Regions from separate parts of the Homo sapiens genome. Here region 2 is linked to region 1. The links are chromatin loops, found by intact Hi-C in ENCODE. Cell type or tissue: endothelial cell of umbilical vein. All regions are shown on one strand.

The links. A loop is a pair of places that touch in the nucleus more often than their neighbours do. Peaks named below come from ENCODE experiments on the same cell type or tissue, not always from the same donor. Only the 100,000 strongest peaks of a DNase experiment are listed, where the experiment ranks them.
Region 2: it touches region 1 in a loop (8-fold over the local background); 3 of 110 quality-filtered maps call a loop at or near these places.

Annotation. Positions count from the first base shown.
Region 1 is chr17:69,827,233-69,829,732 of GRCh38, reverse strand. The region is part of intron 3 of LINC01483 (long intergenic non-protein coding RNA 1483); the gene reads right to left. Among named protein-coding and RNA genes, the nearest start is that of LINC01497, 130 kb to the left of the region's middle. In endothelial cell of umbilical vein, no CTCF peak of the experiment used is centred here; a DNase peak (open chromatin) is centred at 1,472; H3K27ac peaks cover 1,555 bases.
Region 2 is chr17:70,157,260-70,159,759 of GRCh38, reverse strand. It overlaps LOC105371882 (a long non-coding RNA gene), which reads left to right and starts at 1,515. Exons shown (of 4, transcript XR_934953.3): 1 at 1,515-1,682; 2 at 2,327-2,487. In endothelial cell of umbilical vein, no CTCF peak of the experiment used is centred here; DNase peaks (open chromatin) are centred at 49 and 1,419; H3K4me3 peaks cover 1,267 bases; H3K27ac peaks cover 2,500 bases.

The DNA.
Region 1 (2,500 bases):
ACCTGATTGCTAAAGGTGGGAGACTGCAAACAGTCATAAAGAAACTATTTGCAGTGACAAAAATATTCTGTACCTTGATTTAGAAGGTGGTTATACAGATGTATACATTTGTCAAGTTGAACTAAACATTTAAAAGAGACACATGATTATGTGCAATATTGTAAGTTGTATTTGATTATCTATAAGCTATAGTTCAATAACATTAACATTTAAGTTTTCATGAAGAAAATCCTCTTGTGTGAATAAAGAAATAATCCTCTTGTATGAATAAAGGAAAAAATAATAAATAAGATTTTCTTAAATTTATCTTTTTTCTTTTTCTACAAAAAAGGCATTATATCATAGCTATTTAATACAAAGCTTTAGGAATGGAAAAGACCTGTGGTCAAAATCCTAGCATTGTACTTTACTAGATACAGACTTTTGGCCAAGTTACTTTACCTCCCTATACCTCTGCTTTCTCATCTGTAAAATGTGAATAATATTACCTCCTGGGAGAATTATTGTACAACTTCATTGAGACAATGCCTCCAAAGCATTTAGCACAATGCTTGCATATAAGTACTCATTACCTATAGCCATTATTATTTTAAATGCCATTATTAGTTATTTCATCATAGCATGATTTCAGGAGGAACTTATAAGTAAGCATATACGTCAAGTCTATTTATCAAGCCAAAGTAAATAATAAATAATGACTTGATCTTATAATGATATCAATAACTAAAGGCTTAAGCAACAGCTCGAACTTTTAATATCACTTGTTTGCCCCCACTGAAATTACAATCAATGAAAGAAGAATATGGATTTTGATTTCTGAACAAACAAGAATTACTCAGCAGCTCAGTATAACAAAACATAGAACTTCATCTCCAGCAGAGGATGTCCCTGTTGCTAACTAGAATTTTCACACCTTAATAGCTGCAGTGTCTAAAGCTCTTTTTTAGATCATTGTATTAATGTTGCTGGCTTAGATGTCAATTCAATACATGGCATGGAAAAACATTGTCCAACGCAGCGTTTCTTACCCATGGGAGTCTATAAAGCCCAGGGCTTTTCAGGAGTTCTGCTACTTACCTGAAACTGTAGGCAAAGCTGGGCAAATGTATTTATGAATGTATTTTGAGGATGTGGTTATAAGTCAGACATTTAAAAGAGTCTATGAACCAAGCAAAGATAACTTAAAGCATACTTGAGAGACAAACACATTAGTAGCCCTGAAGGTTCCCCAGAAAATATCCAGGAAAACGTCTGAACACCACTATTGTTTTCCTATTTTTAAAAATGGAATTTCATTTGCTATAGTAAAGTGTCTTGGAAATTCCCTTGATGTTGATGATACTAGATTAGTCCATGTGACTGAGTGATCATACGAAGGGTAGCCCCAGATTAAAAGCATTGCATAGAACAAGCTGATCGGAAAGGAATTCTATTTTTAGCCTCCAGCTTTGTCATATGTCTAATTTTCCCTGTGGTTACAGTGGCCCGTTGCCAGTGTCCTCTGAGGATGACTGGGCTGAGGAAAATAGGGATTCGCTTCCTACTGCTGACCACCAACAAAGGCAGGATATATTGGAAATCCTGGCATGAGATGCTATTCTTTATTATGAATATTATTACGTTATTTCATTATTTTTTAGGTGCTGAAGGGCACAGTCTATTTTTGAAACACAGAGGAAGAAAAACAGAAATCTCATATGCTACAAATTTGTAGACTTCAGAACCCAAACAGGACTAACATGCTTTCTCCTTCGCCTTGGAGGTGGAGGGGGTGCTTTGAAGGTTGTCCTGGCATGTTCTAGGCTCTGGACTCCTAGAAAGTTTAGTGACATAATGGGCACCTGTACCTTCATAGGGTTTATCTACCACCCTGTGAAAGTTGTCAGAAGGAGTCACTAATGTTAAGAAAATCCTGACAGATAGGGCCAGTGAAGGCCATGAAGAGAGGATTCTCACACTTGTATGCTTGATAACAACAACAACAAAAATGAGACAATCCACAACCTTCACAAAGACCACAATAACTTTACACAAAATATACTTCTGCCAGGACATCTGCCCAGCAACTGCCTCCCTAACCTCGACTGTCGTCACTCTTGTTATTGATCTTTGTTACAAAGGATAATTATTTCAAAACAATTAAGTAATACTCCTGAGTTTTTCCCTTTAAAAACCTTTGTCTTCCTTTACCTCCCTGAATATGCACATATTTACTATGGCATGCATATATTCCCATCGCAATATTTTATTCCCAAATAAGTGTTTTCTTTTAGAAAGCCTCTGTTTGTTTTTTAGGTTGGCAATCCTTTCAAGTGCATATATCTTACCAAGACTTCCAATAGATTTTCCATTTCCTGTTCATCCATTCCAATAATAACAGTATCACCCATATAGCTGACCAGTGTAATGTGCTGCAAAATACCAAGGTGACCCATATCCCTTCAGACTTTATTCTGATTATGGGAGGAAAATTAGTTTGGCCTTGGGACAAGACTATAAA
Region 2 (2,500 bases), 330 kb before region 1:
ATGCACATATACAATTATATCTGTTGACCCAATGATGACACATCCAAAAACCTTATCAAAAGATGAAGAGGGCTAAGATTTGATTTGCAGTTGCTTAGTTCTAACAGAAGAGCTGTGGTCAGTTCTAAGACTCTTTCTCATAACCTGCCTTCATGATCTTGATTTTATGGTATTTAGAGTCCAGTTACATTTTGCAATTTAAAAAGTCACCTATTCACTCATTACACACATATTTATTATGCACTAAAATATGAAACATTCAAAATAGACACTGGCAACTCTCAGTATTTTTGAAAAGTAGAACAATCTGTAAAGCTGTAAGGCTAAACAGCTTCAACATGTCAGTAAAACATGAGCTAAGTACACATAATTTAAGCAGTTCCCTTAGACTAAAAGACAATGCACATATTATTTAAATTTTTTTTCAGAAGCAATCTGAACATCTACCTGATCAAAGTATCATTTAGCCCAACAGGTTTAGTCCCCAATGCCGTATCCATAGTTTCAAAATCCAGACAGTATAATGGAAATTTATACAAGTCATTTTAATCCTGGGTTCAAAATGAATCAATGCTCTTCTCTAAGTGAATTAAACAGAAATGAGTTTACTCCTCCCTGTATTCTATCTTCTTTCCTTAAGCATTGCTTGCCTTTGTTCCTTTTTTTTCTCTCCATAGTCCGTACATTATTTCAAGTCCTACATAAAGGGGATTGGGACCCCAAAATAGCCGGTGATCCACGCAGAGTGCTGTGAATTATATTACTACCACGATTTAGCACTGGGTTCATCTCTGAAAATACAGCTCAAGACCTGCATGATTCGAGCCACAGCCTCCGCTGAAAAGCGTTGCCTATCAAAGCAACACACAGAAAAAGCACCAAACATGCCTGATAATATAAAACCAAGCCATACCCCCACAGGGTGAGACAATCCAGTCAGCAAGAAAAAAAAATCATTGTTGGAATTATTTCTCCATAATGGAAAGCAATTCTCTGTGAGTTGAGTTACAGGTCATGACATAAAACCAAAGAAAAAAAGAAAGAGCTCTAAGCATTGACAGATGTTCTGTGCTCGCTCCTGTCTCCTGAACCCCTCCGAGTCTCCATCAGAAGGCAGCCTGACCTGCAGCCCCTTTCAAACAACTTAGAAACTGGAGATCTCTCATACAAAAGGTTTTACCCCTAATTCCACTGAAGACCCCCTCGAACCAAGCAAAAATTTTCTCACAGGAGAATTTAAGAGAGTCTATGGATTCAGGCTCGATTTCATAATTTCCTCTCTGTACAAAAACCAGGGTATTTATTTCTCTTACGTAATTTCCAGGGAATCAGTTCCATGACCTGACTTGTATTCTGTTGGTCTACTGAGGGGACCTTACCGTCAAACAGTCACCCTTGGTGAGAACATACCCAAGGGCTGATATATGACTGCAAAGGAACTTAACAATTCCTGGAAGGAAAAGGGTTAAGAGCCAGTAAAAACAGCATAAATTTACACATGACCTAGTGTGATTACACTTTTATTCTCTTCCTTGGAAGAAACAACAACAATGACAACCTCCATAACTAATGCTTCTGGTCTAAAAAACCTTCTCCCTAAAGGACATGTTTTCACCCACTACCAATGATCTCAACAAATTTCTGGATAGAAAGGACCTATAGACAGAGAGATGTACTTGCCGGTGAGTTTTCTTTCCAAAGGATCTAAAAAGTCCATTCCAGGTCGTGGGAAAATCATCTCAACGATTGGGCTGAAGGGAGCAGCCTTGTGTGATTGGTTTGTGATGGTTCGATTCAAGCTGACAAGTTCTAGAATTATAATTGTTTTGTCCCAATCTTAACTTGCTAAGAAGGGAGATGGCTTAAATAGCCAGAGGCCTTGACTCCAGAAAGAACTGTGAGTAGATAAAAGCTACTGCAGTGGCCTCAGTTAAAAAAAAAAAAAAAAAAAGCTGGCCCTGATACCATTGCCTTCCATGAGGCAGAGTGCTCTGCCTTTTTCTTTGCAAAATATAGGAAGAGGATTGTCTTAAGCAAATGAAAAGTAGTTGGGGACAAATAAAGGACACACATTTGTTTCCTTTTATAGGTGAGATCAAATGCACCAAAGACTAAACGAAGCCAGTGCCTCAGTCCTCTCTGTCCTAGCCCTGCAATAGAGTCATCCCTAGGTGAATAAGCTAGTTACAAACTGAGCTCACAGTATAGGGTTCTCTGGGGCCAGCAGAAAGCGGGCGGAGAAGTGGGTTGCAACCTCTCCCTCCTGCTCATATCTCTTAACAACCCAACAATCTCCTTTCCTCTGTCTTTCCTTTTCCTCTGCTAGGATTTTTTCATCAACTGAAGAACAGGGGCATCTGCTGCCACAGAGAGGAGAAGTTGCTCTTTTGCCTTTGGCCATGGATGTATCAGGGTGGCTGTGTATTCGCCTGGAGAGCCCACAGATGCCACTGACACAGCAGCTGCTCTGACAATAGCCCATCAATGGTACGCTGTTCTC